Regions from separate parts of the Homo sapiens genome. Here region 1 is linked to region 2. The links are chromatin loops, found by intact Hi-C in ENCODE. Cell type or tissue: heart right ventricle. All regions are shown on one strand.

Region 1 (5,000 bases), 250 kb after region 2:
AGATAGACTCAGATCAGAAAATCTTGTGTAGGGACTACTTAAGCCTAGTTATATTCAGAATCATTTTGCAGAAATTAGCAGTTTTAGTTAGAAATTTGCAATTAGGAAAAGACTTAGAGATTACCTATTCAAATGCCCTTATTTTTCAAAGTGAAAACAGGCCTAGAGTGTTACTTGCTCAAGCTAATATAGGTAGTTGGCAACAGAACCATATCTAGTCTGCACTAAAACCTACTGATTTTACCTCCAGAATATCTTTTGAATTTTTTCACTTCTCTGTCTCCAGTGCCCTCACCCTAGTTGAGGCTATTGTGATCTCTCCCGTGGTATCTACTGTACTACGTCTCACTGGTCTCCCGACAACCTTATTTAGAAAGCATATTTGATCATACTATTCTCTCTGCTTAAAATCCTTCAAAAATGTCTCATTGGTCTCAGGAAGAAGGCTAGTCCTTTATTCTACCCTTTGTATATTTGTGAGATTATTTGATTAAAGTTTTTTTCCTCAGATAGACTGTAGACTGTAATGTCAAAGGGCAGAATTTATGTTTATTTTGCTTATCGCTGTATCCCTACCCCTGCCACATTGCCTGGTACATAGGAGGGACTTGGTACTTGTTGAATGAATGACTCCTGATTTAGCTCTATTTCTACTACACCAGTGATTTTAGAGTAACATTTTTTATCTTTGAAATCTTTGCCATATGCTTTATATAATTCATCTACCCATCTGTTGATGTAATAGCATCTGGAAAAAAAGAATTTCAAGTTAGTTATTCTCAGTTTATAAATCACACTCTTAAAAAAACACACACCTTTTTTTGGTACAAGCATGAAACAGTAGTGCTAAATATTCTTTCTATATTTGATGGAGCATGGTCATATATTTAATTTTTATTTATCTGCTCTCATAAGCAGGAGAAACTAAGAAATCATAGAAACTATTGTGTAGGGAATATAATTAAAATGCAAAGAGGTAGTGGTGATAGTAAAGTTAGTGCCTCTCAAACTGGTGTTCCACAGAATACTGTTTCAGGAGATCTTGTTTTTTTATTTTAATTTTATTTTTTGAGACAGGGTCTTAGTCTGTCACTCAGGCTAGAGTATAACGTGATTACAGCTCACTGCAGCCTTCATCTCCCAGGCTAAAGCCATCCTCCCACCTCAGCCTCCCAAGTAGCTGGGACCACAGGTGCACGCTACCACACCCAGCTAATTTTTAAAAAAATTTTTTTAGAGACTGGGTCTCCCTAAGTTGTCCAGACTGGTCTCCAACTCCTGGGCTCAAGCAGTTCTCCCACCTCGGCCTCCCAAAGCACTGGGATTACAGGCATGAGCCACCACACCTGACCTATTCCTGCAGATTTTAATAGGTATTCTACAACCCTTTCCTCATCTTTCTGCTGTCATATCCCCTTTACACCAAGGACTATATTCTTATAAATAACTTTGGGAAACACAATGTATTAGTTCCACTTCTCATAGAATAACAGTGTATATTAGCATAGTAAAGCTCCTTTTGCCTTAAAGCAGAGTTTCTCAGCCTTGATACTGTTGACATTTTGGACCGGATAAGTCTGTGTTTGGAGCAGGTAGTGGGAAGGATTGCTGTCCTGGAAATTGTAGAATATTTAGCAGCATCCTTGACCCCTACCCATTAGACTCTAGTAACACTAACATACTCGTGGTTGTCCAGCTGTGACAACCACAAGTATCTCCAGATATTGCCAAATGTCCCTTTGTCCCCTGAAAGACAACCCACCTAAGAGTGAGAACTACTACCTTAAAAAAAATCAGTTTGATCGTGCTTTATACTCATAATTCCCAGATTTATTTGAGGATAGAATATTTCTCCTCCTCCTTCATTTGCACACCTAATTTCCTGGGAATTGCTATTTTAAAATTATCATTTAATAAAACAGAAACTAATTCTCCTATTTAGGCTTCCCCCTAAAACTCATCAATATTTTCCATGGCACTTAGAATAGAGTTCAAACTTCATAACATGGGCTTTGTGCGTGAAAGGGCCTTTACCTGCCTCCCTGACCTCACCTCCTATCACCACCTGGTGGCAGTAACATTGTGAGCTGCTTTCAGTTCTTTAGGCATCTCAGTTTCTTTTCTAACATGCTGTTCCCTCTGTTGGGAATTATTTTATCCTTGTTCTTTCTTATCCTTTAGGTTCAGTCTTAGATTAAATGTCATCTCTTAAAAAGAGATCTTTTCTGATCATTTCTTACTCTGCCAGAAAGGATAGCCATCCATCCCAGTTCTTACACTCTATCTCATCACCCTATTTGTTGTCTTCATTCACTTTTTATAGTCTATAATTCTTTGTTTACTTGTGTAGATTTCTTTCTGTCTCAGTCACTAGAATGTAAACTGTGTGAGGGCAGGACCTACATTTATCTCATTCATCATATCCCTAGCATTTAATAGAGAGCCTGGCATCTAATAGGTACAATTATTATTTGTTGAATAAATACATATTATTAATATAATTCACATATAAAATTCACTCTTTTAAAGTGTATAATTCAAGGCTGGGCATGGTGGTTCATACCTGTAATCCCAGCATTTTGGGAGGCTGAGGCAGGTAGATCACCTGAGGTCAGGAGTTAGAGACCAGCCTGGCCAACATGGTGAAACATCATCTCTAGTAGAAATACAAAAATTGGGTGTGGTGGTGGGCACCTATAATCCCAGCTACTCAGGAGGCTGAGGCAGGAGAATCACTTGAACCCGGGAGGCAGAAAGGAAAGAAAAGAGGGGGAGGGGGAGAGGGAGAGGGAGAGGGAAAAAAAGGAAGATATAATTCATAGGTTTCTAATATATTCACAAGTTTGTGCAGCCATCACCACTATCTAATTCAAGAACATTTTCATCCCTCCCCGCTCCTCCTACCCCCAGCCCCTGCCTGCCAACCACCACTCTACTTTCTGTCTCTATGGATTTGCATATTCTGGACATTTCATATAAATGGATTCGTACAACATGTGATCTTAACTATCTGGCTTCTCTCTTAGCATAATATTTTCAGAGTTCATCCATGTTGTAGCATGGAACAGTACATTATTCTTTTCTGTGGCTGAATTATATTCAATTGTATGGATATGCTACATTTTGTTTATCCATTTATCCATTGGGTTGTTTCTACTTTTTGATATTATAAATAATGCTGCTCTGAACATTCATATATGAGTTTTTCTGTGAACATATGTTTTTACTTCTCTTGGGTATGTACCTAGAAGTAGAATTGTTGAATCATATGGTAATCTATTTTTAACTTTTTGAGGAACTACCGAACTGTTTTCCCAAGTGGCTACATCATTTAACATTCCTACCAGTGATATATGAGGGTTCTAATTTCTGCATATTCTTACCAACACTTGTTATTGCCTTTTTAAATTATAGCTATTCTAGTGGGTATGAAATGGTATCTCATTGTCTTTTGATTTGCATTTCACTAATGACTGATGTGTTGAAATATTTTCATGTACTTATTGGTCATTTGTGTGTCTTCTTTGGAGAAATGTCTATTCAGATTCTTTGTCCATTTTTAAAAATTTGGTTATATGTCTTATTGTTGAGTTAGAGGAGTCTTTTTGACATATTTTCTAAAAGAGATGCAAGAGTTCCATCCTGGCTAACATGGTGAAACCCCATCTCTACTAAAAATACAAAAAATTAGCCAGGCTTGGTGGTGGGCACCTGTAGTCCCAACTACTGGGGAGGCTGAGGCAGGAGAATGGCGTGAACCTGGGAGGCGGAGCTTGCAGTGAGCAGAGATCGTGCCACTGCACTCCAACCTGGGCAACAGAGCAAGACTCTGTCTCAAAAAAAAAAAAAAAGAGATGCAAGAGTTGAAAGTCCTTTTGTATTCTGGATACTAAACCCTTGTCAGATAGTCCTGATATGGGTTTGCAAATGTTTTCTCCCATTGTGTTTGTCTTTTTACTTTTTTGATAGTGCCCTTTTAAGCAGAAAAGTTTTTAATTTTGATAAAGTTCAATCTATCAATTTTTTTATTTGTTGCTTATGTGTTTGGTGTCATATCTAAGAAACCATTGCCCCATCTGAGGTCAGGAAGATTTATACTTGTGTTTTCTTCTAAGAGCTCATGTAGTTTTAGCTCTTACATTTAGGTCTTTGATCACTTTTGACTTAATTTTTGTATCCGTGTGGGAGTCTAACTTCATTCTTTTGCATGTGACTATCCAATTGTTGGAGTGTTGTTTTTTTTTTACTTTAATAAAGTATCATATTTTTCACAAAATATGAACATTGTTTCAACATTTACAATTTTAAAAATAGTGTGTGGAGCACATACTGTGTACCAGACATTATGTTGGGTATGTCGTCTATACAGATTTAAAAAAAGACATAATCCCCATCCTCCATGTCTCACAGATCTGGAAATTAAGAAAATTGAGAATAGTAATGAAAATTTGAATGGAACATTAAAGATATTTGATGGTGTTGATAGTGGTTTTAAATAAATGGTTTTTGAGAAGATTGGCCTTTTATGTATTTAACCCAAAGATTGCATGAAAAAGCTTGATGACATTATTAGTATAAAAATAAAAATATTCCTGAATGTTGCTGTAAAAAGCACTTGATGGTGGCTGCTATGCAATAGGAGTATTTTACCTTGATTGGTACTCTTTTTTTTTTTTTAAACACCCCTGGTTTTATTTTCCCTTCACTCCAATTTTCTCACTTGTTTGCTTTTTTTTAAAATTTTATTATTATTATACTTTAACTTTTAGGGTACATGTGTACAACGTGCAGACTTGTTACATATGTATACATGTGCCATGTTGGTGTGCTGCACCCATTAACTCGTCATTTAGCATTAGGTATATCTCCTAAGAATCATTTTCTTTTTGAGACAGTCTCTGATGCCCAGGCTGGAGTGCGGTGGCACGAACTCGGCTCACTGCAAACTCTGCCTCCTAGGTTCAAGCGAAGAATCATTTTCTATTAACAGTAATTTGCGG
Region 2 (5,000 bases):
CTGCCCGCCTCAGCCTCCCTAAATGCTGGGATTACAGGCCCGGCCTTTTTTTTTTTAAAAAAAAAAAAAAAAAAGACAGCGTCTTTATCACTCAGGCTGAAGTGTAGTGGTGCGATCATGGCTCACTGAAGCCTCGACCTCTTGGGCTCAAGCAATCCTCCCACCCCAGCCTCCTGAGTAGTTGGGACTACAGGTGCACCACCATGCCCAGCTAATTTAAAAAAAAAATTTTGTACAGACGAGGTCTTTCTATGTTGCCCAGGCTAAACATTTTTATAGTATTCAGAAAAATCGACATTTAAAAAGTCAATACTCAATACTCAAATACTACTAGAAGAATGTATATTGGTACCACTGCTCTAGTGGGAAATCTGGCAACATGAACCAAAAGTCATAAAAGGTTCATAACTTTCTCTACTGAAATATTATACTGAAGAAATATGCATTATAAGTTTAATAGGTTAAAAACTGGAAACAATCTAAATGTTCAACAACACAGCATTAAGTGATTCCATAGTCATCAGTCAAATGTATGCAGAAATTAAACATCATGTTTTTTCAAAGAACAAATTTCACAGTATTCACACAATATTGTTGAGTGAAAAAAGCTGCTTATAAAACTGTAAGTACGAAGTGGTTTTGTTTAAGATATATACATATATCTCCATATTTAAGGGTTGTCACATATCAAACAATTACAATGGGTATGTCTGTGCTTTCTGAAATATCCAAATTTTATATTGCATTCAAGTATCACTTTCTGATTAGGAATAAACGCAACTAATTTCATTTTTTAAAAGGGAGATATGAAGGTCAAACACTCTATGAAAGAACTTTTGATTTAAACATTTATATAGAGGATGTCTTTGACATTCCAATTTTCCTCAGCTTGACCAAGAATGATAATATCATGTTTCAAATATTAAGAATAAAAATTATTATTATTACTATAGTTACAATTTATTGAGTACTTATTCTGTGCCAGGTAGTGTGTTAAGAAGTATGTATGTATGTGTGTATGTGTGTGTGTATATATGTACATATGTATATATTATTGGATTTAATCCTCACAACAACCCTGAGCTAGAAATTATTATTATTCCCAGTTTACAGATGAAGAAATTGAGACAGTATGTGGCTACCTACTAAGTGGTGGGGCTGGCATTTGAACTCTGGCAGTCTGGCTCCAAAGCCCACACTCTTCACAGCTACCCATACATACTCCTTCCTTTACAGGGAGAACCGGGAAGGCATATCCAATTCATGAACTTACTCAAACCAGGTTTGTTGAGTAAAAAGAGGGGTATTAGTCTTGTTAAATAGGAGACTGTGGAATCTGATAGGAATTACCTGGGATTTTGCTCTCAGGGCTACTGAAGACACCACTCTCTGGCTTCCCAGCCCATGCAACTAGAGACAGAACAGGGGGTCGAATCTAAGAAATTGCCCTGAGTTTGCGTGATTCTGCCAGCCACTTCATGATGCCTCTCCGGGTGTCTGCCCAAGTCCCATTTCCTGACAGAGTTAGGAGGGAAGAGTAGATGTTCTCCACTGTGAATCTGTCTGGTCTCCTGATATCTTCACTACAATTGGCAAGCACCCTTCTCAGCCACAAGGCTCTCCCAAAGCCCTGGTGCATCTACTGCATTTCTAAGTATTCAGGATATATATGCTACCCACTTTCCCAACTCCTAACTCCAGTTTTCCTCCCATCAGATACGCTGCTTAACTGTTACCAACCCAGTTCACATCTCAGCATCTCAGAAATTGATTGCATTGTCTGGTGAAGCATAGGAAATTTGTTCTCGAGGATAAGGGTCACTGTAAGAAAATATTAATGTTTCAAATGAGAAGCTAAAGAATCACACATATTTCCAAAGGAGGAAGTCCTAATGGTTTTCTGAATGCACAAATGACAGCTTGTGAGAAGCATTTAAAGAGCTTTTCTGCTAACTCTAAAGGCCCAAGGTTTGTTTTCTCTGAGGTTTCTTAATGGAGTCTAAACATTTCATTGTGTTCACCGGAGCAGCGAATTGAATATAAAGTGGCAGGCCTTAAAAGGGAAGCCAGTGAGTCGGAGCATCATTTGCGTGAAATATATTATTATTGCCTGTTTTTTTTGATGGCATTTAAATGCTCTTATGAGAAATGAGTATGACCTCTTCTTAGATTGTTTCCTTTTTTCATTATAGTCACCCTGGCGGGGTCATCCCTCCCCACCGCTTTCAAGGCATCATGCCCAAGTCGCCACTTGGGGGCAGTCTAATGCCTCTGTCCCTTCCCATCGCCATTTTCCCGCCTGCCTTCTCTCTTAGGTGTTTGACCTGGTTTCTGGTCTCTCTTATAATAGAATGGTCATTACCAATCTCTGCAGTTTATTTAAAAAGAAGCAAAGGGTGGCATTCTTAACATATGGAAAAATGCTACATTGCACTCATACCGTTTTTCAAGGAGTATTCAGGAGTACTATCTCTTAGAAGGATGTAGGCAGGGCAGCCATGGTGATCACCTGTTTCAGAACAGACACCTTGGCTTGGGAAGGTTAAATCAATGTTTAAACCTCAAATGGCTCTGAAGGGGCAGGCTTTCTGATTCTTTGGTCAGTGCTCTTTCCTCCAATCATGCCGAAATAAAATCCAGCTTTTATTTTGCAGGAAGATCATTGTTTAATGAAGACAGCCAAACAACAAATAGCAGTACAAATAATTCAATAGAAAAAGGAAATCACAGAATCACATTATTTTCCTGTGTGTGCTCATAAAATGGTTTTAACTCAGGGAAGAAAAAAAATCACAATTCCCTTTCAAAGTTTAATAAAAATTCACTTAAACACGGGAATAAACAGCTTGCCCAGATCCTTTCCCCACCCTTCCATGCTCACCAGGCAATTTAATTAATGGGCAAACAGCCCGATGGTAGATTTTTCTGATACAGTGTCATGAACGAGTGAGATCCATCTTTGCACATGTTGGCACATCACTCTGGCTGCATTACAGAAACAGAACAGAGTCGTATGGTTCCTAGAAAGTAATTATTTGGCAGGGTTCTACCCCTGGGTGAATCCGCACAGAAAAAGTACTCAGGTGGCCCTCACTGGTGCCAGGGCCTGGGGTGGATGGCAGAGGGTGTGCATTGAATACGCGTGTAATGGTTTGAGTTCCTGAGGTGGGGAGGGAGAACACAGCAAGGGAATACAAACCCATAAGAACAGGGCTGTAAATCATGCCTACTTCCTCTGTTCCTGTAATTTATTCATTTAGCCATCAAATATGCATGGACTATTATATGCTCAGCACTGAGCAAAGGGTTTTGCATAAGTGAGCACAAGAAATGAACCTTTTTTTTTTTTTTGAGACAGGGTCTTGCTCTGTTGCCCAGGTTGGAGTGCAGTGGTACTGCTCACTGCAGCCTCAACCTCCTGAGCTCAAGTGACCCTCCCACCTCAGCCTCCCAAGTAGCTGGGACTATAAGCATGCACCGACATGCCTGGATAATTTTTGTATATTTTTGTAGAGACAGGGTTTTGCCATGTTGCCCAGGCTGGTCTCGAACTCTTGAGCTCAAGCAGTACTCCTGCCTTGGCCTTCCATAGTGTGGGATTACAGGTGTGAGCCACTGTGCCCAGCCAAGAGATGAACTTTTAAAGGATTGTAAACCAAGGGTATCTGAAATAAGTCTCAATCAATTTAGAAAGTTTATCTTGTCTGGGCATGGTGGCTCATGCCTGTAATCCCAGCACTCTGGGAGGCCGAGGCTGGCAGATCACAAGGTCAGGAGTTCGAGATCAGCCTGGCCAATACGGTGAAACCCTGTCTCTACTAAAAATACAAAAATTAGCCAGGCATGGTGGCGGACTCCTGTAGTTCCAGCTACTTGGGAGGCTGAGGCAGGAAAATTGCTTGAACCCGGGAGGCGGAGGTTGCAGTGAGCCAAGATCGCGCCACTGCACTCCAGCCTAGGCGACAGAGTGCGACTCCGTCTCAAAAAAAAAACAACAAAAAAAGAAAGTTTATCTTGCCAAGGTTAAGGACACACCTGTGACACAGCCTCAGGAGGTCCTAACAACATGTGCCCAAAGTGGTCAGGGGACAGCTTGGTTTTATATATTTTAGGGAGACATGAGACATCAATCAACATATGTAAGATGAACATTGGTTCGGTCAGGAAAGGTGGGACAACTCAAAGCAGGGAGGAGCCTTCCAGGTCATAGGCAGATAAAAGACAAATGGTTGCATTCTTTTTAGTTTCTGATTAGCCTTTCTCTGAATACATGATTTATAGGAATAGTCACTACACTTTAGTCTGGCTTAGTGAAACAATAGCGCAAAGGAGACAATCAGATATGCATTTGTCTCACGTGAGCAGAGGGATGACTTTGAGTCTATCTGTCCTTTGTCCACAAGGAATTTCCTTGTGATCAAATTGTAAGGAAGGTATGTCGCTTTTTTTTAAGTCTTAGTAGCTATCTTTTTAAGGAATAGCATGGGAGGCAGGTTTGCCCTAAGCAGCTCCCAGCTTGGCTTTTCCCTTTGGCTTAGCGATTTGGGGGTCCCAACATTTATTTTCCTTTCACAGGATTAAAAAAAATAAAAAGGTTCAGCACTTTGGGAGGCCAAGGCAGGCAGATCACTTGGGCTCAGGAGTTTGAGACCAGCCTGGGCAACATGGTGAAACTCCATCCCGTCTCTATATACAAAAATGATCTAGGCATGGTTGCACATGCTTGTAGATCCAGCTACCTGGGAGGCTGAGGTAGGAGGATTGCTTGAGCCCAGGAGGCAGAGGTTGTAGTAAGCCAAGATCATGCCACTGCACTCCAATCTTTGAGCGAGACCCTGTCTCAAAAAAAAAAAAAAAAAAGTTCATACTTTTGATCAGCTTTCATTTCAAATGAGGAAGTAGTTTTCAAAGTTATTTTAAAAATATTTGTTGAGCTTCTACTCTGTGCATTGGTGATGTCTGAAAAGCCCCAAGGCTCCAAACTGAAATATTGATATATT

What was found. A loop is a pair of places that touch in the nucleus more often than their neighbours do. Peaks named below come from ENCODE experiments on the same cell type or tissue, not always from the same donor. Only the 100,000 strongest peaks of a DNase experiment are listed, where the experiment ranks them.
Region 1: a loop joins it to region 2, with 2.8 times the contacts of the local background. A loop is called at or near these places in 12 of 110 quality-filtered maps.

What each region holds. Positions count from the first base shown.
Region 1 is chr1:180,776,932-180,781,931 of GRCh38, forward strand. All of the region lies in intron 2 of XPR1 (xenotropic and polytropic retrovirus receptor 1), which reads left to right. Among named protein-coding and RNA genes, the nearest start is that of LINC02816, 130 kb to the right of the region's middle. RefSeq lists a silencer at 4,949-5,000. In heart right ventricle, a CTCF peak has its summit at 2,063; no DNase peak of the experiment used is centred here.
Region 2 is chr1:180,531,432-180,536,431 of GRCh38, forward strand. No RefSeq gene overlaps it. Among named protein-coding and RNA genes, the nearest start is that of OVAAL, 25 kb to the right of the region's middle. In heart right ventricle, CTCF peaks have their summits at 2,237 (motif pointing right) and 2,441; a DNase peak (open chromatin) is centred at 2,270; H3K27ac peaks cover 2,790 bases.